Regions from separate parts of the Homo sapiens genome. Here region 1 is linked to region 2. Evidence: chromatin loops called from intact Hi-C (ENCODE). Cell type or tissue: endothelial cell of umbilical vein. All regions are shown on one strand. Each heading gives the region's core, and the rest is flanking DNA. Links, peaks and the distances in the headings are about the cores only.

What was found. Peaks named below come from ENCODE experiments on the same cell type or tissue, not always from the same donor. Only the 100,000 strongest peaks of a DNase experiment are listed, where the experiment ranks them.
Region 1: a loop joins it to region 2, with 7 times the contacts of the local background. A loop is called at or near these places in 4 of 110 quality-filtered maps.

The regions. Positions count from the first base shown.
Region 1 is chr6:140,973,165-140,985,408 of GRCh38, forward strand. No RefSeq gene overlaps it. Among named protein-coding and RNA genes, the nearest start is that of MIR4465, 300 kb to the left of the region's middle. RefSeq lists a silencer at 6,588-6,882. In endothelial cell of umbilical vein, for the core only: no CTCF peak of the experiment used is centred there; a DNase peak (open chromatin) is centred at 6,747; H3K27ac peaks cover 2,093 bases.
Region 2 is chr6:141,547,769-141,560,012 of GRCh38, forward strand. No RefSeq gene overlaps it. Among named protein-coding and RNA genes, the nearest start is that of GJE1, 580 kb to the right of the region's middle. In endothelial cell of umbilical vein, for the core only: no CTCF peak of the experiment used is centred there; a DNase peak (open chromatin) is centred at 4,973; H3K27ac peaks cover 1,896 bases.

The sequences.
Region 1 (12,244 bases), core at 5,544-8,043, 570 kb before region 2:
CCTCTCTCATCACTCCTATTCAACATGGTATTAGAAGTTCTGGCCAGGGCAAACAGCAAGAGAAAGAAATAAAAGGTATTCAAATAGGAAGAGAGAAAATCAAATTGCCTCTGTTTGCAGATGACATAATTGTATATTTAGAAAACCCCATTGTCTCAGCCCAAAATATCCTTAAGCTGACAGGCAACTTCAACAAAGTCTCAGGATACAAAATCACTGTGCAAAAATCACAAACATTCCTGTACACCAATAATAGACAAACGGAGAGCCAAATCATGAGTGAGCTGCCATTCACAATTGCTGCAAAGAGAATAAAATACCTAGGAATACAACTTACAAAGGATGTGAAGGACCTCTTCAAGGAGAACTACAGATCACTGCTCAAGGAAATAAGAGAAGACACAAACAAATGGGAAAACATTCCATCCTCGTGGATAGGAAGAATCAATATTGTGAAAATGGCAATCCTGCCCAATGTAACTTATAGATTCAATGATGTCCCCATCAAGCTACCACTGACTTTTTTCACAGAAGTAGAAAAAACTACTTTAAATTTCATATAGAATCAAAACAAAGCCCATAGAGCCAAGATAATCCTAAGCAAAAAGGAGAAAGCTGGAGGCATCATGCTACCTGACTTCAAACTATAGTACAAGGCTAAAGTCACCAAAACAGATATATAGGCCAATGGAACAGAATGGAGGGCTCAGAAATAACGCCACACATCTAGAACCATCTGATCTTTGACAAACCTGACAAAAAACAAGCAATGGGGAAAGGATTCCCCATTTAATAAATGGTGTTGGGAAAACTGGCTAGCCGTATGCTGAAAACTGAAACTGGATCCCTTCCTTACACCTTATACAAAAATTAACTCAAGACGGATTAAAGACTTAAACATAAGACCTAAAACCATAAAAACCCCAGAAGAAAACCTAGGCAATACCATTCAGGACATAGGCATGGGCGAAGACTTCATGACTAAAACACTAAAAGCAATGGCAACTAAAGGCAAAATTGACAAATGAGATCTAATTAAACTAAAGAGTTTCTGCACAGCAAAAGAAACTATCATCAGAGTGAACAGGCAACCTACAGAATGAGAGAAAATTTCTGCAATCTATCCATCTGACAAATGGCTAATATCCAGAATCTACAAGGAACTTAAACAAATTTACAAGAAAAAAATGAACAACCCCATCAAAAAGTGGGCGAAGTATATGAACAGTCATTTCTCAAAAGAAGACATTTATGCAGCCAACAAACATATGAAAAACAGCTCATCATCACTGATCATTACAGAAATGCAAATAAAAACCACAATGAGATACCATCTCACACCAAGTAGAATGGCGATCATTAAAAAGTCAGGAAACAACAGATGCTGGAGAGGATGTGGAGAAATGGGAACACTTTAACACTGTTGGTGGGAGTGTAAATTAGTTCAACCATTGTGGAAGACAGTGTGGCGATTCCTCAAGGATCCAGAACCAGAAAAACCATATGACCCAGCAATCCCATTACTGGGTATATACCTAAAGGATTATAAATCATTCTACTATAAAGACATATGCACAGGTATGTTTATTGCAGCACTATTCACAATAGCAAAGACTTGGAACCAACCCAAATGCCCATCAATGATAGACTAGATAAAGAAAATATGGTACATATACACCATGGAACACTATGCAGCCATTAAAAAGGATGAGTTCATGTCCTTTGCAGACACATGGATGAAGCTGGAAACATCATTCTCAGCCAACTAACACAGGAACAGAAAACTGAGCACTACATGTTCTCACTCATAAGTGGGAGTTGAACAATGAGAACACAGGGTCACAGGGAGGGGAACATCACACACTGGGGCCTGTCGGTGGGGTGGGGGCTGGAGGAGGGATAACATTAGGAGAAATACCTAATGTAGATGACAGGTTGATGGGTGCAGCAAACCACCAAGGCACGGGTATACCTATGTAACAAACCTGCACATTCTGCACATGTATCCCAGAACTTAAAGTATATATATGTAAAGTTTACCTCAACTTAGTTCAATGATTTAATAATATTGATCTGAAAATCTTGTCTTCAATTGCTGGATTTGAAATCTGCCCAAGTCACTAGTCTGTCTAGCTATATAACCAGTGGAAAAGGTGAAAACTGCAATAAAATCTATCTGATCTCATTCATGGTTTATGAGCCCTCTTTTACAAACCTTACACTTCGTATTTTTTTTTCTCTTCACCTGTTTTTTTTTTTTTTTTTTTGGTGGGGGATGGAGTCTTGCTCTGTTGCCCAGGCCGGAGGGCAGTGGCACAATCTCAGCTCACTACACCCTCTGCCTTCCGGGTTCAAGAGATTCTCTTGCCTCAGCCACCTGAGTAGCTGAGATTACAGGTGTGCACCACCACACCCGGCTAATTTTTCTATTTTTAGCAGAGACAGAGTTTCACCATGTTGGCCAGGCTGGTCTCATACTCCTAACCTCAGGTGATCTGCCTGCCTTGGCCTCCCAAAGTGCTGGGATTACAGGCGTGACTCGTTGCACCCAGCCTCCCCACCTGGTTTTATTTGAAAGTTTGACTTTTTGTTTTTGAGATAGAGTCTCGCTCTGTTGCCCAGGCTGGAGTGCAGTGGTGAGATCTCAGCTCACTGCAACCTCTGCCTCCCAGGTTCACGTGATTCTCCTGCCTCAGCCTCCTGAGTAGCTGGGATTACAGGTGCCTGCCACCACACCTGGCTAATTTTTGTATTTTTGGTAGAGATGGGGTTTCACCATTTTGGACAGGCTGGTCTCGAACTCCTGACCTCGTGATCCACCCTCCTCAGCCTCCTAAAGTGCTAGGACTACAGGCATAAGCCACAGCACCTGGCTGAAAGTTTTGACTTTTGAAAATTAGACCATGTTGAAATCTTTTTTACTCGTATCTCCTATATTTCATCATTCCTGTATCTCAAGTGTGGACACGGCATTGCCCATGCTAAAATAATAAACTCTTTTTAAAGTAAAGGTTTTCTTTAACTTTCCTCTTGAATTTTTGTAAGTCAGTTTATGATAGTCCCTATCTAAAACAAAAAATTTCTATTTCCATTAAAGTCATTGGTTCTAGAAATGATTGCGGGGCTTTATCCTTATGATTTCTAATCTCTGTGTTCCTATACATAGGGTTAATATTTTTTTCTGTTTTATTTGTCTTGCTTGAGATTTAATTAGCATACTTGTTCTATTTCTCCCACTATCTGTTAAACTGTTTTGCTAGTTTTGTATTCATAATTTCCTCATGACATCCCTTCTCTGATATCTTATCACTAGCTCTGACTTTACAAGATGATTCCTCCTTGATTTATCTCTATCTGATTTTATTTTGTATTTGTTGGAAAGTTCCCCAAGATATAGACAGTCATTTACAATATTTATATAAATATTTTGTTTGTTCCTTATGACACAATTTCATCTATGCAATGAATATTCTTGAGCACTATCCCTCATTCTGGTGTTCCAAATAATGGTAGGTGCTTGTGATACAAAAATTGAAAATATGCTCCAGGATTGTTCTCCAAAAGAAAGTGAAAACATGTGATGAGTGTTATTTTAGGGGTTTTAGCAAGAAATGCATGTGCAACAAAGAAGGAACACTCTACTGTGTCTTTCAGCATAAAATTTAGTAAGGTATTTACAGACAATGCCAGAAAAATAGAGGAATAATATTTCATGAGATGAGGATATTACGAACAAAAATGCAGATGTGTGAGAGATAAAATTTTGGCATTTATTCCACATTTATAATAGGTGAAGCTCTGGTCATGGAAGACATTGTCCAGACTGAGGTTAGCGTAGAAAGAACAGTGAAGCCTGAGGCAGTGATCTCTGAAATAGAAAGAGAATCATGATAGTCAGATACAAGAGAATTTTCTGAGAGATGACAGGAAAACAGAACCCAATGGATCAGTGAGGTGAAGAAGTAAAGGGCTAAAGTACGTTTATTGAACCTGACAATTCTGAGGTTATTTATGTGATCATCAGGATGATTTTTAGTGGAGCAGAGGGAGCATAAGCCAGATTACTGGGATTAGGAAGTAAAAAAAGTAGAGGCAGAGATCTTTCAAGAGGCTTAGATTTGATAGAGTAAAGAAATTGGGAGAGTGCTATAGGGGAATAAAAAATCAAGAGAGAGAAATTGTTGATATTAGCCATACTTGAACATGTTTCTGGATGGAAGAAAATTTGCCGGAAAGGTGAGTGTTTGAATATTACAACTGCTGCTGCTACTAGTAATATTATAAGAATTACAAGAGAATCCGCAATTCCATTTGAGAGGACATTAAGCAAAGACATGAGAGGGTGGAGCATTTTCTTAAATCAAGTAAACTAGCATTTGCTAACATATTGCATATGTGCATGTTTATAGGAAACTTCTGGAACAATGTCTAAACCCAAACAATGACGAATAGTAGAACATCCAGACATCATAATTGGCAAAAGAGGAAGTGTCTTGGCAAGCAAACCCTACTTGCAATGTCAATTATTATTTATTCCAACAATTTCAGACACTGAAATTTTGTTTCAGAAATCAGGGCCCTCCTAATCCTGCATTGCTTTAGCCACCTAACTTCCAGTGAATAACTTTCTTTTGTAATCAAGCCAATTTATTTATTTCAACTATTTCCTTCTGCATCCCTACATTATTATTTTTTATTCTTCATCCTTATATCTTTATCTTTGCTTCTCATATTCTTCCTTCACTCTTTCTTGAAATCCCTCTCTTCTTTTGCCAGCAAGTTCTGCAGTATTTCTAAATAAATTCAACTCTATTGTAGTAAGTGATTAGAAATGTGTTACATGTAGTCACCCTTCCTAATTGTCTTGTTTTCAATTTGTGGATGGAAGAGTATTTGTCCTTTGAGCAGCGAGAGAATCTTAAGCCTCTTTTTTTTGCAGGACTTGAAAAAGTACATAGCTGAAAGCTAGAGATATACTCCTCATTTAATAAGCTGCTTTTTAATTGAAAACACAATACTGATATTATATAAATGGTCATCACCTATTTTGCCTGCTATTAAAGTGAAGTATTTCTTGTTTTCTCCTTATTATATAGCTCACTCCCAGATTTTCATCATCTTCACTCGAATGATATCTTTTCAGTGTCATTTCCCTTGACCACTTTATATGTAATCACAACATCTACACACATATTGCTACGCTCCTATCCCCTCCAAATTTTCTTCCTAAAGTATAAAATCATTTATTTATTTATTTTTTATATTCTATATCCTGAATTATACTCTCAATTACATGAATGCCAAGATTTTAATTGGTTTTATTTAGTGATGTATCTTCAAACACCCAGAATGAAGCCTAACATGTAAAAGAAATTCAATAAATATAAACATACCCAGAAATTTATAATTAATCTTATTACCAACTTTTCCTTCTTCCTTTGCATCTCTACATTCTCTTTTTCTTATTTTTGTCCTCTAAATTCAATATTTTCACAAGTGGCCTGCATTAGTCCATTCTCATGCTGCTACTAAAGACATACCCAAGACTGGATAATTTATAAAGGAAAGAGGTTTCATTGACTCACAATTCAGCATGGTGGGGAGGCCTCAGGAAACTTAGAGTCATGACAGAAGGGGAAGAAAACAGGTCCTTCCTCACATGGCAGCTGCAAGACGTGCCAAGCAAAAGAGGGGAAAGCCCTTTATAAAACCATCAGATCTCATGAGAACTCACTCATTGTCATGACAACAGCATGAGGGTAACCGCCTCCATGATTAAATTACCTCCCACTGGGTCCCTCCCATGACACATGGGGATTATGGGAGCTACAATTCAAGATGAGACTTGGGTAGGGAAGCAGCTAAACCATGTGATGACCAAACTACCACCTCAGTTTAGTATATTTATATAAAATGCTATTGTTCTTAAGTATCTCACCAATGCCCGAAAAGATATTTGTGAAGCCCTATTAATTCAAACAAGTAGTATAAGAGAAGTTTAAACTAGAAATAAACTGGAAACACACTTTTTGGAAACTCTTCTCTTAATGAGCCTTGAAGTAAGTTAGGAAACAGCCTTAATTCCTTAGAGCCACTCTGGTTCCATTTAATGTATTACAAGTTCAGTGGTTAAATAGTACCTTAGTGGAGGGAAGCTGAAACAACTTTTTTATCCTAATGGCAAGGGCTAATTTAATTTTTCTTTCTTTAAAGCTGAGAACAAAGTAGGTCAGAGTGATGAATTAAAGCCAAACATAGTACCTTGGCTTGGCATAAAGGGAAAGTTCTGGTCCAGAATTATACAGAATCTGTACTTGTAGTGCTAAATTTGTGACTATGTAGAGTTAGTGACAAGACTTGTGGGAAAGGAGAAATAAAAAGAAATAAGCAATGAGTCCCTTAGAAAATCTAATCAGAAAAAAAATATGATTTTTCTAGAGTTTATAAATTAGGAATTCTTCGATGCCTAAAAGTCACACATTCTTCATTCACTGAGCATGCTACAAGTTATCATGAGCTCATGCCCTGTCTAGAGCTTGCACAGATATGCACCAAGCTTGTCATAATGGAGAAGTATCTTTGACTTGCATTAACCTCAACGGATCTTGATTCATTGTCCAAGCAAACTGATAGTGTAGCATTCTGAATTGATGTCTAAAATAGATGCTGGCACACTACCGTGACTAGCTCTGTCTTTTGTTTGACTGGTTTCAGACAGATTCCAATAGGTTGTCAAGGAATAGACACGGCGAGCCTTGAGACCTGGTTCTGCCAAGGAACAGGAAACCAGAACTCATGGGAGGCTGACCTTGAATTCCCCCACTTGAGCAATAAACACTCAGGAATGTGTTGAGATTGTTTTGTACCAGTGATTTCACTTGGTGAGCAGGCAGGCACATAGCCAGTTGCAGAAAAATCCAGCATAATGAAAAAGAACCAGGAGAGTATGAAAACTCTCTAAGCTTGGTAAATATTATTTCTCAGATCTGGTGGAAACTTATTCTAAGAAGGCATTATCTGGAGCTGTGTACCTCCTTGAGGGCTTTGGGAATTTGGTAGGCTCCCATGATTGGGAGTATGCCACAATGTTTCTTCTTGTAGCTGTCTCGGTTGACGGAGGTTTCTATATCTTCTGTCACTAAATAAAATTTAAACAAATTATTTCACCCTGCGAGTTGACATCTCTGCATCAGTCAGTTCCTACCTTATTGTAACAGGCCCTTGTACTCAAGATCACACAGCAAATTAAAGGTGAAGTCAAATATATAGGTGCAATTTAGTTTTATTAAACTCCAAACTACTTGTCTGCACTACATTCCTTCCTATTCCTGTCATCTTCTCTGAATCCCAAAACAAACAAATCATTAAAAACAAAACTAAGTTAAACTAAAATTTAAATAATTGTAACTTAAAAAGGAAGCACACAAGCTATTTAATATTTTTTAGACTTATCTTTTGACGCATAAACACCAGCCAAGGCTAAATAAATGGAAGACCTATTAAAACTTAGCCTGTTTCTGCTCATGGGAGGATTGAAGCATGAGCATCCATAGATCTCTTGAGCTCCTACTGCAGCTCCCTCTGTCCTCTCATCTTTGTAACTGCTTTTAGCAGTGAAATGTCACGAAATCCCTTCTTCGACAATGATGCAATTAAATTTAATTGATAAAAGTAAGATAAATAAAAAAGCCACACTGTTTGGAAATTTAACACCTCATTTTATAACATCTATTAAGATATAATTCTTGCAGCATAAAACTTGGCCTTTAAAATGTATTAAAAACTAAATTTTAAATAATGAATATATCTCAAAGAGATCACAAGCATAAGTAAAGCATATTTTAAACTGAATGATAATAAAATTGCAACATTTAAAAACTGGGGCAATACTGATGAAATATTTAGAGAAAAATTTATAATCTTAAAGACTTTTAGTAGAGAGAAAGAAATGTTTACTATCAGCTATCAAGTTTTCACCTTAAGAAGCTAGAGGAAAAAAAGCAAATTAAACTCACATAAGCATAAAAGTACAAATAATGAATCTAAGAGCAGAAATCAATGACATAGGTCAGAAAAACAATAGTCTAAGTGAACAAAGCTAAAAGTTATTTTAATGAAAAGATTAATAAAATAGAAAAGTGCCTTGATACACTGATTTGGAAAAAAGAGAGACAGAATACAAATTAACAATATCATAAATAAAAGATTTACTACAAAACATATTATAGGTATTAATAAACACAAGATTTTTTTTAACATGTCAACAAATCATGTCAACAAAATCAACAATTATGATGTTGTATGAACTCCCCAAAAAACACAACTTACTGGAACTGACACAAGAAGAAATTTTTGAAGAAAACTATATAACTGTATATCTGTTAAAGAAATGACTTTACTATAAGTCATTATAAAATGTCCCACAAAAAATTCTAAGCCCTGGTGGTTTTCCTGGTAAATTCTATCAAACATTAGGAAAACTAATATCAATCATACACAAACACTTCCAGAAAGCAGATGATAGAATAAACTTCAAAATTTATTTTATGTGGTCTGCATCATTCTGATACAAAACAAAAAAGAAGCATTACAATAAAGGTACAGAACAATAATTATTATGGATACAAATGCAGAAACTTTTCATAACATATCAGCAAATTGAATTCATCAATATATAAAAAGAAGATAAAATAAAGTAAGAGGATCAGGTAGTATAATTCATTGCATGACTGGAATGACGGAGAACAAAAACATACAATCTTTTTAATAGGTGCAGAAAATTCACTTGGCAAAGTTCAACATTTCCTAATGAAAAGTACAAATAAAAGAGTACTCCCTGAATTCGATAAAGGGCATCTATAAAAAACAAAACAAAACAAAACAAAACAAAAAACTAATGCTAACATCTTACTTAATGGTAAAGTATGGTATGGTTTCCTTCAAAGATTGGGAGGAAGGCAAGTATAGTCACTCAACTTTTATTCAACAGGGTACTGGAAGTTCTAGCCCACGCTATAGGGCAAGGGGAAGAAATTAAGAGACTGAAAAGACAAAAACAAACTGTCTTTTTCACAGCTGATATATCATATGTGATACCTAGAAACTCATAAGGAATCTTCATAAAACTACTAGAACTAATAAATAAATTACTCAGAATTATTGGATACCAGGTAATGTCCTCATCCCTACATGTAAGAATTGACTCTTCCCTTGGGGTGCCATAACTCTCATCATGGTCTCTGTGACATTCCATACCCTTTTTTCCCATATGTCTTTCCTCTTCTATGAACTCTTTGAAGGGAGCATCTATGTTTTATTAGGCTTTGCTTTTCTTGGACTTGGCATAATTTCTCCCTCAGGGAGACACTTAATAAATGTTTATTTTAAGAACAAATAGGTAAGTTAATCTGCCACTTAACTGTGCCTGATGCCTTTGCAAGTAATTTTTACAATTACACTTTGAGTAGAGTTAAAAACAAAAAATGTCAACAAATGTAGTATAAACATCTGATTGTCATTATTAATAATTCATGAATTAGGCATCTTCCCACCTAAATAAAATGTGGTCTGTTGGGCATGTCAGAAAAGTTGGTTTTTGAAGGTAGGTTGAGGAGGAACAAGGAAACAGAATAATACCAAAAAAATGGATTAGTTAACATTAGCTTGCTTCAGTGACTTTCCTCGCAAGGGATAAAGCAGAGGGGACTTCCTTTTCATGTTGGTTCAGGTTGAGTAGGCCCTTTCTGATTGGTTGTTGGGAATCACCTGATTTTAGGAAAAAAAAAAAAAAAAAGGTCTTTTTGGGGATTTTCCTGCTTTCTTTCTTTCTTTCTTTTTTTAATACTTTAAGTCCTGGGATACATGTGCAGAACATGCATGTTTGTTACGTAGGTATACATGTGCCATGGTAAAGTTATAGTTTGATTGCATGGCACTTAGCTTAAGAAACTTGATTTTGATTTGGTCTACTGATGCCTAGCATAGTAGCTCAGTTCACAACAATGACTTCTTATAATTTTATTGAACAGTTTGTGTTATTACCTCAATTTTTTGAAGAAGATCTTGAAGCTAAAAATGGATTTTCAACTAAAAGTTCATCAATTAGCTTGGAATTAACAAAATGAAAGCTTCCTGATTTAAGGGTATTTCTCTTTCTGCTATAAGTTGTTGCCTAAATCAATAGATTGCTCTGTTGTCTTTTATATTATAAGCTGCTGCCTAAATCAATAGATTGCCTTGTTGTACTTTTGAAATTAGTTTACATCTGTTTTTAATTATGAAATAAATTTTCTCTGAAAAAAAAAGGAGGAAACCTTAGTAATGAATAGGCAGCTTCTCCATCAGCAGACCCAGCTTTGTTTCTTGCTAGGCTCGCTATTCCTTATAGGTCATCATGTCCACAAATAACCTGATAAGTTTTTCTATTCTCCACATACCTGGGAACATACCTTGAGATTTCACTACAAATATTTGTTTTAAATTGTCCACTAACCTCCTTAAAGCTCATTATTTTTAATACAATTCTAATACAAGCTTTAAACTCCGTAATATTTTTGCCAATTTTCTTATTTTATTACTGATATAGGAAGAGATCCCTTTTATACCTTATTTGAGTATTTGTTTTATTTAAAGGCAACAGAATGTGAACCTGCAACCTCTTCCTCATTCTCTTCTACTCTGTGGATTCCCCTGCTTTTCGCAAGAAGTAGTTTGATAAATCATGCCATGGAACTATATTAGATATTCTCTCCACATAATTATTTAGTTACTCTGTTCTGCCTTTAGACTATCTTAGAACACATTTATGAATAATTCCTAATTAGTTATTTTTATAGACGTATTAGATATTTTCATTGGGCAGAAATATTGTAGGAAACTAAATACAGTTCAACCAGATTGTCTCTTTTAAATCATGTATTTGTATGGCATCATCACCAATCCACATACACACACTTAAATAATTTTCAGATAATTTAGACCTTTTGCCTTCAGCATTACAGCTCCCCATAGATTACTGTCTAATTTCACAGATAGTTAAGCCCCAACATTGAATCCTGTGCACCTTTGGCTAAACAGAAATCGGTGGGTATCTAATAATTAGAAACTAAAGGGCTTCAACCCCAGCATTGATTCGTTTTCTTATTATTTCTCTGAGCCTGTGAAAGCATTTGATTTTTGTTTCTGGGTTGCATTTGATTTTTGTTTCTGGGTTACATTTGCTTATAGAAAATGGAACTGTCTTTCCGTTTATGAAAATAGACCCTATCCAATTCTGCAGTTGCTTGGTATATGCCTAAATGAGACAGAAGCTTCACTCATAGCTCAGGCATTTTATTTCAACTTTTATTGTTTTTTCATATCATAGTAACCAACATGTATTTTATGTTTCCCCTATTGCTGCATTCAACAGTCAAAAGTCTTTAAAACTATATATATTTAGATCTTAGCACAGTGGTGGTATTGAAGGCCATTAAAGCATTCAAAAAAATAATGCTTAGCAATGGGAACATTGGGCTGAGAAATAGAGACAAGTAGGATTCTCTCACCTTGTATGAAATAATCTAAATTGCCTGTTAGGGCCAGAGAAAGAGATTTCTGCTGTAAATTTCACTTGTCTCTCCATTGATCAGGAATAAAATTCATTAAATATCAGTAATTTTTACTAGAATTTTATTTGTTTTTAGCTTTTTAGTGACTAGTCTTCCAGGTTTTCCTATTTTTTTCCAGGTTTTCACTTTAGTACTTTTTGTCAATCAATGTCAAGAAAAATAACTAAATAGGAAAAAACTAAGGTGACAAAAGAATAGAATAATAACAAAAAAATAAATAAACATATTCAGTATTATAGGGGATGGACATCAATAATTGATATAGTGATACAAATTGGTAAATAAGAGTTAAGTTAGGCAAAAAAATGTCATTTTTAAAAGACATTTGAGGTGAGGAGTTAGGACATAAAATATTGAGAAGATGAGAGGAGGAGACGACAGATTTTACCTCTGAAAATTGGCATACAGTCATGCACTGCAGAAGGACATTGCAGTCAAAGACTAACCACATATACCACAGTGGTCCCAGAAGATTACAATACTGTATTTTTACTTTATCTTTCCTATGTTTAGATATTAATTATATCTAAATGATACACAAATATGTACTATTGTGTTCCATTGCCTGCGGTGTTCAGTACAGCAACATGCTGTACAGGTTTGTCGCATGTTATAAAAATAAGCAATACCATCTA
Region 2 (12,244 bases), core at 3,536-6,035:
TGAGTGTGTATATAAATACTTGTGGGTGTATGTTTATAAAAATTATAAATTCCTAATGAGTTTATCCCATTGTCTTTATAAAATGCCTCTATTTGCTTCTAGTAAAATATTTTTATCTTACAGTATGATTTCAGGAGTATAATTTGCATCCTCTTGAATGTGTAGACAAACGTTTTTCATCAAATTGAGGAAATATTTGCCATTATTTATTATTTTTCTCTCCCTTTATCCTCTCTCCTTCTAGGACTCTCTTTATGCATGTGTTGGTATGTTAGATGGTATTTCACCAGCCACTAAAGTTCTGTTCATTTTTATTAATATTTATTTCTACACACACACGTATATCTTCATATTCCCTGAATTATTCTTTCTGCCATTACTAATCACCCATTGAGCCTTTCTAGTATATTTTTAAATTTTAGTTATTGAATGCCTCAGGTTCATAATTTCCATTTAATTATTTTATCTATTTCTTTATTGCTATCCTCTGATAATCTGTTGACATCATACTTATCTTTACGTCTTTTAATAAGGATTTCTGAGGCTTTTAAATATATTTATAAGAGCTGCTTTGATATTTTTTCTGTGATGTACTACATACATCTGGAGCCCTTCGGAGATAGTTTCTATTGATTGAATTTTATTTTCTGTATACTGATCACACATCCCTATTTCTTTGTGTATAGCACTGGGTTTTGAAATCTGGCCACTTAATATGAAATATTACAGCAACTGTGAATTATTATTCCCTATTCTAAGCTGGTGTTGTGTTTCTGTTTTTTGTTATTGCTTTAGTCCATTTTCTGTTGCTTATAACAAAATAAGTGAAACTGGGTAATTTATAAGGAAATTTATTTTTTACAGTTATAGAGGCTGTGAAGTCCAATACCCAGGTGGTGAATCTGGTGAGGCCTTTCTTGCTGGTGGTGATTCTATGTGACATCCCAAGGTAACCCAAAGCATCATATGGCAAGGAGGCTGAGCATGCTAACATGCTAGTCAGGTCACTTTTCCTCTTCTTATAAAGCCACTAGTTCCCCTTCCATGATAACCCATTAATCCAGTAACCCATGAATGAATTAATCCACCCATGAGGACAGAACCCTCATGATCCAATCACCTCTTAAAGGCCCCACCTCTCAATACTGCCACATTGGAGATTAAATTTCAACATGAGATTTGGAGGGGGCCAATGTTCAAACCATACCAGCTATGTTTTGTTTTTATGTTTTTTTAAAAAAATTTGTTTATTTGTTTAATGACTGGGTGGGAATAGTTCTGTGGTCTCTCCTGACATCAGTAATGCCAGTAATGCCTATGATTCACTTTTGTTTCCTTGTTTTTATTTTTTCAAACATGGGTTCCTAGGGTTCTACCTAGGGTCAGATTGGCTAAGTGGTCAATCAACAATTACTCAGAGGGTATGCTGAAATAACATGCGCTAAGGGTTGCATCATTTGTCAATGGATCTGTATATGGGTGAGTAACACAGCTAAGGGTTAGGCAGTTTACGAAACTGTACCATGTTTTATCTTCTATGGAAGCAACACTTCAAATTCAGTCAGGTACCAGTAGATAACTAGGACCATCATAAATGTGTGTGCAACCTTGGACATGTATAAATCCAGATCCTCAGGAATGAGTAAGAGTTTAAGAGCTTAGGTCTGTATATCAGTCATGGTTCTCAAAAGTAGGAGAACTAATAAGATAGATATATAGATGTGTGTGTATGTGTGTGTGTGTGTGTGTGTAGAGAGAGACAGATTTTATGTATATACACAGAGAGAGAGAGAGAGAGAGAGAGAGAGAGAGCTTATTTCTTTATCCAGAGAGAGAGAAAGAAAGAATTTACTTTAAAGAATTAGTTCATATAATTATGGGTGCTGACATGTCCAAAATCTGTAGAGCAGGCTAGGATCAGGCTGGAAACTCCAATAGGTGTAAATGCCATGGTCTTAAGGTAGATTTTTTTCTTCTCCAAGAATTCTGTTATTTACTCTTTTTGTTATTTACTCTTTTTTTTAAAGTCAGCTGATTGTAGATGTTAACCACATCTATAAAATATCTTCACAGCAACACTGTATTTAGCTTACTGTTTTGTTACATAATTAGATACCACTGCCTAGTCAAGTTGACAAATAAACCTAACCAATACCATCTACTACAGGTGTCTTATGACCTGTGCCTCCCTGTGAAATTTCTGGATGACCTGTGTTTGGTTTCTTGCCTCAATCAGTATCTTGTCTTCAGGTTACCTGCAATATTTGCATTCCCTGATTGTTTCTCACTGAAATCACTATCATTTTCATCAATGTCCTGGAAAAAAGGCTTTTTTTGTTTGTTTTTCCCCAAGGTCCCAGCAAGTCAAATCAGTCTCCCTGACTGGCTAGTTACAGATCCTCCTGGCCTACCCTACAGTGGTAGAACTACTGCACAAAGGAGGGGGAGGTGAGTGAGAGGGTATGTGAGCAGCTGCAATCTAAAACACTGCACACTTCCACTATTCTAACAAAACTTTTCCTGAATAAGTGCTTCTTAAATTTTTATACACCACTGATTAACATCCAGAGCCCCAGAATGGTTATCTTTTGAAAATTTTGTTCAGTTTAATAATCACTTTGTGGGAAAAAGATTTCAGAGCTCCTCACTCAACCATTTCTGAAGTTCTGCTTCTCCAATATTGCTAATTTAACTTTTATCAAATTTATATATTCAAATAAACTAAATAAGTAAAACAACTATATGACTTTGTTAAATAAAGCAAAAATATTTCCTTTATTTGTAATTTCCATTATACAAATAATGAACTTTTGTCTTTTTTAGCTTATTTTTTATCCATATGCTATTCTTTTTTAATGAGTCCTCTCTCTGTTCCAGGAACCAATCCAAGACACCACATGACTTTCAGCCTTCATGTCTCCTTAGTCACTTCTGATAGTATATAAGCTTACAGTTGAGTTTTGATTTTGTGTCCAACCTGACAATTGATGTATTTATATTATTCATATCAAAAGTAATTATCAACACAGATCAAATTCTACCATCTGGCTAGTTATTCGCATTTGTTTTTTATAAATATATATTTTTTCTACCTTCTCCAATTTTAATTGTGTATATTTATAATTTCATTTTATATTCCTCACTTGTACTTCTTTCTTTTTCTTTTTAGTGATTGCCCCAGGATACAAAATATACATGTTTCAATCATCTAAGGTCACTTTCAGATAATAGTATACTACTTTACATATAGTATATGGAGATTATCACAGTATCTTCTCAACTCCTTTCCCACCCCTGTGTCATTGTGGTCATGCATTTCCCTTTTGCATATGCTATACACACAGGATATTGTTATTATTGTTCTTTTAATTAATCAGTTGCCTTTAAATGTATAAAAATAACAAGAATAACAAGATATTTTATTTTACTTTTGTTTATTCCATTTCCAATAATCTTCTTCTCTTTGTATATATTCAATCTTCCAGCCTATAACCTATTTTTTTTTTTCTGTCTGAAGGACTTCTTGTAACATTTCTCATGGAATGGATCTTCTGTTAATGAGATTTCTTATGTTTTGTTCTCAGGAAGTCTTTATTTCCTTTATTCCTTTTAAGCGGTATTTTTGCGGGGTATAAAATTCAAAAATTTCATTTTGTTTTAATTTTCAGCACTGTAAAAGAACTCTTTCTATTGTCCTCTTGCTCTCATGATTTCATACAGGAAGTCTGTTGAAGTTCTTATCCTTGTTCTTTGGAATGTAGCATGTAATTTTCCCCTTCTGGCTACATTTAAGATTTTCTCACTGTCTGGTTTAGGAAAGTTTGATTAATATCCCAAGTTTTGGGAACTTTTGTACTTCTTTTCACTGGACTCTGAGATTTCTTCATGTCTGCTACTGTGTTTCTACTTTCTAACATTTTTACTTGAGTTTTTATTAGTTTACATATCTCTGCTAAAATAATCTATTTGATCTTGCATGTTGTTTGTTTTTTTCCTCAATAGAGTCTTTAACCTCTCATAGTTATTTTAAACTTGTTTTCTTTATTCCTGCCATATGTCTTACATATGAGCCTGATTCTTATATTGCCTTGTATTTCAATATTATATTTATTCTCACCTTTTTATGCCTCATAATTTTCAGCTGAAATTTTGACATGTTGTATAGGCAAGCATATTCTGGTATCTGTATTTGTGTTTGTGTGTGTGTGTATGTGTGTGTGTAAGTGTGTCCGTGTGTCTTGTTTTTTGTCTCTGACACTTAGGTTTTGTCTTAACTCTGTGCCAGTCCCTGGAGTGATCTGTCCCTTGCAGTATTTTTCCGCTGTATTCCATTGCTGCTTTGATTTGATTTTTTGATACTTTAGTGTCGTTTTGTGAGCTGGTGGGGGGGTGCATTTTCCGATGCACTATGTAGGTCTTAGTCTTATGAAGGCACTGAAAAAGTGAATCTCAGGAGTATTGCATCTTCCTAAGTGTTTTGGCTCCTCCTTCAGATGAAATGCTGGGTGTAACATGTATCTGTGTTCCTCTTCAAAAAGTACAGTTTAATTTCTTCTTCTCCGTTCCCCTCCTCAAGTGGCAGTGGGTTTCCGCCAGTGCCTTCAGGCTTTGTATTTTAATGAACTCTGCCATACAGACTAGGGAATATATAATAGTGGCTCTTGATAGAATTTTAGAGATGACTGTTATTCCACTCTCCAGTCAACACTATGGCAAAAGCTTTCTGAGGATACTTCTTCATCTTCCCTGTGAACATCTGAGAAGGGCCTGGGGAGAGGGGTTCTTAAAGAAAAAAGCCTGCAGGAGTACGTGAAACCTGCCATGACTATCTCTCCCAGGGGTTTTATACTTTCACCTTAGCCCATACTTGGCCTTTTGCAATTCATTAATAATTTCCACTTGAAACTACTTTTTGTCTTGTATGTCATTCATTGGCATTTGTCCAAGATAAGCAAATGCTCAGTGCCTGTTTTTGCATTCAGGTGCTTTTCATGACTCACTTCCCTACTTCACATTGTTTGTTTGCCCTATGTGCTCAGTTTTCTGCTAGATTCAAGAGAAGCTGTTTATTTGCAGTCTGTCTAGTTTTTCTTGTAAGTTTACAAGTGAAGCTCTTTCTGGCATTTTGTCTCTCTGAGCTAAAAACAGAAGTTGAATTATTATTATTTTGCCCTCTCCATATTTATGATCTATTTTTAATGTTTTTCTTCTGGATCAACTTTTCCCTGTTTTCTATTGTCTTTTGCTGTCTTTCTGGGAAAATATTCCAACTTCATCTCTCACAGTTTCAATTACGTTTTCATGTTACTATAAATTTAACTTAAAATAATTATATTCTTATTTGTTTGTTTCTTGAATGCACTTTTATTATAGTACTGTCATGGATTTCTAGAAATGTTACTTGCCCTTTCATTCAAGAGAAATTGCACAGTTTCTTCCTCTTCCAAGACATTTTGATCTGTTTGTTTTAAACCATATGTTATATAAAACATATTTATCTGTGTATAAATAGATAGGCAAATATCAGTTATATAAATAACTGGTGGCTTTCTTTTCTCATCATTTTTGTCTGTCCACTCATGTTGCAGTGGGAGGGACTAACAAGATGAAATTAATGTTTCAGGCCAACTCACTTAATGAGGAAAAATAGAAAAGTCATACAAAGTATAAAAATAAATTTCCTTGACAGCATTTTGTAAGTCAAAATATAGCAAAATTTAAGGGTCATGATTTGAGAAAAAAAAACAGATATATTTATAAAAATGAGCCTAGTATTTGGGGCTGATTTTCCTTTGAGGGCATCTGACTATTTCAGAAGGACATCTTATAGGCTAAAAAGCTGATAGTACTTTGATGGCCTCTTGATGCTAGGGGGGCAGGAATTAGAGTATGGAGGACAATGAATGGATAACAATTATGAGTAAGTAGAAATCTTATTATATAGGTTCTGGCAGAAGCTGCCGTTCATATTTGAATCATTTCAATCCATGAAATGAAATTGAAGTAATCCCAGATTGCTGTTGCCTGGCTGAAGTCAAAGCAAACCCTCTCTGGAGGAACAGATCATCACCCTCATTTGCATTATAATTCTACAAACAATTTTGCAAACACAATGGCACAAAATAGAGCATAGCCAGGCATATATATGGAAATAATAAAATTAAGGTAAAACAGTAGGAATAACAAATTATAGCAACAGAATAACAGAATATCCCCATTTTAAAGCTAACTGTAACAGTCTTTTGAGTAACTGCTTAGTACGTTCAAGGATATAAGGAAAAAATGAGAGTTTGAGTAGGTAAAAATACTTTTATGACGTGAAATAGATTGTATGCAAATCATAAATCTGATGAGGTTAATATTTCAGAATATACAAGAAACTCAACTCCGTAGCAGAAAATAAATAAAAACAAATAACCCAATTTAAAATTGGGTAAAAGAAATGAATAGACATTTCTCAAAATGATATACAGGTGGCCTACAGGCATATGAAAAAATGCTCAACATCACTAATCATCAGGGAAATGCAAATCAAAACCACAGTGACATATCACATCACCTCAACCGGAAGAGCTATTTTTTTTTTTTTTTTGAGACAGAGTCTTGCACTGTTGCCCATGCTGGAGTACAATGGTGCTATCTCGGCTCACTGCAAACTCCGTCTCCCAGGTTCAAGTTATTCTCCTGCCTCAGCCTCCCGAGTAGCTGGGATTACAGGTGCACATCACCACACCCAGCTAATTTTTGTATATTTAGCAGAGACAGGGTTTCACCACGTTGGCCAGGCTGGTCTCGAACTCCTGACCTCGTGATCCTCCCACCTACAGCTATTATCAAAAAGATAAAAAATAATAAATGCTGCTGTGTATGTGGACAAAGAGGAACACTTATACACTGCTGGTGGGGATGAAAATTAGTATAGCTGTTATGGAAAACAATGTGGAGGTTCCTCAAAAAATTAAAAATAGAACTACAATATGATCCAGCAATCCCACTATTGAGTATATATTAAAAGGAAATGAAAGCAGTATGTTGGAGAGATACCTGCACTCCCATGTTTACTGCTGCACTATTCACAATAGCCAAGGTATAGAATCAACCTGTGTCTATTAACAGATAAATGGATAAAGAAAATGTGGTATATATACACCATGCAATACTATTCAGTTATGAAAAATAATGAAGTCCTGTCATTTGCAACAACATGGATGAACCTGGCAAACATTATGTTAAGTGGAATAAGCAGGCATAGAAAGACAAACACCGCATGATCTCACTCATATGTGGAATTTAAGGACGTTTATCTCATAAAGGTAGAGAATAGAATAGTGGATACCAGAGGCTGGGGAGATCAGGGGAGAGGGGGAAATAGGGAAAGATTTGTCAAGAAGTACAAACTTGCAGTTAGATAGAAGAAATAAATTCTGATGTTCTATTGCATACAAGGGTAACTATGGTTAATAATATTGTGTTGTATATTGCAAAATGGTTAGAAGAAAGGACTCTGAATGTTTATCAAAGAAATGATAACTGTATGAGGTGATGAATATGCTAAATACCATGACATATTACACAATGTATACATGTATTGAAACATCACGTTATACCTCATAAATATGTATAATTATTATGTGTCAATTAAAAAATGAAAAGAAAAAGAATCATGGGTAGACAAGATTGTGACAATAAAAATTGCTCAAAAATATGAAAATTAAAATGTAATTGATAGTTTAAAGTTAAACCACTGAAAACAGATGCAGCAAATTTGCATTTGTAAGAGAATACTTTATTATAAAACCGTGGCTTAATTCTTTAATAATTATCACTGACATGTGGGAAAGAAGGTCAGACAAGATTCTAACTGTCTAGAGATCAGGTTTGATTTCATGTTTGCCGGCCAAAGCTTTTTCTAAGCTCCAGGGAAGGCTGAAACCTACATGGGAGATATTCGTTATAGTGACCATACTTCACTGAAATAGGAGTACCAAATTTCTGATATTTCAATGGTTAATAATGTATTTCTTCAACCACTAATTTCAAATTGTAATATCTCATTTATGAAAATGGTAAAGAATACTTAGATAAAAGGCAATAAACAATACAAGCATAAAATGTACTTTTGTTTTTTGGATAAAATAGTTGATTATTTCCAAAATGTTGTCATTTTTCTTTCAGAAAAGAATGTTTTCTTTAAAGCTTTTGTCTTCTAATGCCTCATTTTCCTTATATACACACAAATCATATATTGTATTTTAATATAATATAAATATATTATTAGAATTTGTAAAGAAAATAATTTTCTCTCCATTAAAAAATGTTTATGTATTTTTAATTGCAAATAATTTCCATTAAAGTGCCAACTAAGTGAGTAATGAAAGTTTAGTCTCCTGATATGGGACATGTTATCAGAGAAAACACAGGGGAAGAAATATGAGATAATTTTCAAAATTCCATTTATTTCAAAGATGTGAAATGAATCAGTCACTTTTCTTTAAAATTATTCTTTTTTAAATCTACATTTTAGAAGGTATTAATACTAAAGTTGATTTAAAATGGTAGGTTTAAATGGAGCCAGAAGGACAAATCAGAATGACAACTTCTCACACTGAGGACTTGACAGGCTTTTATTGAATCTGCAAGGGCTAATAAAATACTTCTTGCTACATGCAATGCTCCTACAATTTTTGCTGGAAAAGAATAATGTCTTCTCTTATAGCTTTGTACCACAGTTTGAAACATTCAGTGTGTTTCTGTGAATCTTCACTATAATTTCCACTCTTCAAAATAGATAAAATAATTGAGTACAAAAAGTGTTGATTGACATATCCAAATATTTTAAATGATTTGGGTGAAGTGTATCAGAGCAATAGAAATTGACATTAAGTGCATAAAAGGCCAATTGTTTCAGGTACATTGAATATTCTTCACAAAATTAGTATTATTTCCTCGGCAAAGAGTATCCTTCACATGAGTAATACTTTGCACAGTAGCTTGAATATAATGAATTCTGACTGAATATTAATTATAGAACATAGAATGTTTGAAATTTAATTACTTAAATATTGAACTTTAATTGTATTTTCATAATATACAATGAAGCAACTTGTAGGAACAGGTTTGAATTATTTTCATAAAAACTTGCCAGAAGCTCTCTCAACATATGTAGTAAAAATTTTACTCAAATATCTTAATAATCAAAACATTTTATTAATCAAATACTTCAGTTTATATGAGACAGTATCTTGTAATTTAGATAATTCATGATTCTATAACTCCTTTGCCAATAAATGACTGAAGAGAATTTTTGTCTCATGCAGAATGACTTTATAAAGTTTGCATTTATTCTATATACCAATCTACAGAAAATACATCAAATAAAATGGATTAATCACACTAGAAAATAAAAAGAATAATTTCAATTATAGTTTCCGAATTTTTTGTGGTCTTTTAATGAGTTTCTGAAAGAATCTTAATGTATATTTTATATAAGAAGATTGTTTTAATTAATTTAATGTAAGTAAGACACAGTTGTATTTGGACATTTTTCTGCAGGCTATAAAATTTTCAAGCTGAATTGTAGTTTTCCAGGAATATCTTGGAAAACATTTTTTGTTTTATGATTGGGAAATGTATTACATGCCTCACACTGACTTCACTCTTGGGGCCTAATTTAATGTAAGTGGCAAAGGCAAAATCAACATGTTTTGGATTCTATGTTACAAGTTGTTTTTCCTTCAGTTGTAATTATTATTTTAATACTAACTAAACTGTTCATGTGGTCTTTAATTTGATGTTCGTTTATTGAAAGTCATGAGTATAAACACCACCTTTTTTTAATTTCAGGTCTCTTCTGATTTCTGACATAAAGATATCCATAATCATACTCTTCCTTTGGTAGTCACCTTGATATCTTACAAAAGATTAATTAAAAAAAAAAGACCCACGAATTGAAACAAAACAAGTTATCTATTTTGAGTTTACTAACTGCTTCTACCATCTGCATTGTTTTAAACAGCTTTGTTATTTCTATGGAAAGAGATTAAAAAAAAACAACGTTTAAAATGGAAAAGATAGAATACTAAGTGTTGAAAGGACATAGATCAATTTTAATACTTGTACATTACTAATGAAAATGTTAGTTGATACAACCATTTTAAACTCTATCTCAATATGTCAAAAAATTAAATATATACATATTTTACACAGCGTTTTCATATATGAGTTTTCCAAATGTGAGCATATACAGCTTCACATTGTGTAGCAACTATAAAGATGTTCATAACAATGCTATCTTCAACATTCCCAAACTGGAATTTATTTATAAAATGAATAAGTAACTTGTATTAAAGTCATTCAGTGGAACACTATACAGCAATGGGAATAAACAAACTACACCTGTACTCAACAATATAGATGAATGACACGAATAAAATATTGAGTGAAAGAAAAAAGACCCCAAAGAGTACATTCTGCATGATTCCAATTATATAAAATCCCAAATCAGACAAGGTGCTAGTATTAGGTATGGTGATAGATGTCAGGTCAGTGGTTATCTTGAAAAAACTGTATAGCCTGCAGAGAGAGTCCAAATACAAATGTATTTCATTTATATTAAGTTGATAAATAATAACTAAAAAGGAGAAGGGTAGGTCTTAAGTGGTGATTTTGTTTCTTGACTGAATGTTGATTTCCCCAGGTGTGTTCAGCATATGACAATTCATCAAATTACACATTTAATATCTGTGCACTTTAGTTTATGTATATTATACATTAGTAAAAGTTTTGCATAAGAAGGAGAGTGATTTAAATAAGCTTCATGGCAAGGAAACATACATGTAACATTCTAAAATAATATACAACATAATCATTAGCTAAAATATATGTATGTTTATGGGTATAAAAATATCCTATAACCTAATAAAGACTTAATAATTGTGTTTCATTAAATGAAAACATTTTGGGCCGGGTGTGGTGGCTCACTCCTGTAATTCCAGCACTTCGGGAGGCCGAGGTGGGTGGATCACCTGAGGTCAGGAGTTCGAGCCCAGCCTGGCCAACATGGAGAAACTCTGTCTCTACTAAAAATACAAAATTAGCCAGGCATGGTGGCGCATGCCTGTAATCCCAGCTGCTCTGGAGGCTGAGGCAGGAGAATTGCTTGAACCCAGGAGGCGGAGGTTGCGGTGAGCTGAAATTGCGCCATTGCACTCCAGCCTGGGCAACAAGATCAAAACTCTGTCCCAAAAAAGAAAAATAATAATAATAAAATAAAAAAAAAATAAAACATTTTGTAATTTGGATCAATTATAAATATTGTAACTTCTACCAGTGAAGAAGATTCCTATTACAATCAGTTGATGTAAACATCTATTGTTTTGTTATAATGAAGGTTAGACTGGTATCATAAGATATTGTCTTCAAAATTTTGTTTGAATAAAAGAAATTATTGGAAATACAAGCATTTCTCAAACAATAATACACTCCTGCAGAATGAATACCTATTAAAGGTCATGCTTATATAATTAGTGTCATAATTGGCCCTCTTTGTAAAAGTTTGAGGGAATTAACTTTATTTAATAAAATGAAACTTAAGTTTGGGATTATTTTCCACTATGCACAAGATTAACTAATTTATAATTATTTAATGTGTGAGAACATTAACCGCCTTTAAAATGAACTAACTGCTTAAGAGGCACATAGTGACCCAGCAGTGCCTACACTTGTATATTTAGATTATATGTCCCCATAGATATCTACCTATCTATCTATCTATCTATCTATCTCTCTATCCTGAAATATACATACTGATACATCTACTGAAAATGTTTACATGCAAAGCAAAAAAAGATCACTATGTAATAGGTGCTGATATATACAAAAATAATAACATTAAAACGAAAACCAAAAAATCTTGGAATCGAGAAACTAGAAACTTGAGATTTAGCTCTAGTTCCTCCTATAGAATGTAGCTTTACATGTCATAGCTAATTGAAATAAAACTAGTGCTAACTCATTAGTTCTATTTATTCATTAGTTCAGCATATATTTATCAAATACCTACTGCATGCCAGATATTTCCATGCCACAGAATTTAAATAAATAGAATTATTACTCATTTCCAGTTTTACACTTCTGTGGATATGGAAATAATTAACTGCAGTGGGATAATAGCATTGGTTATGCAGAAAGATCCACAGGTACACACATAAGAGGATAACAGTGAGGAGAAGGCCAAAGCCCAGTT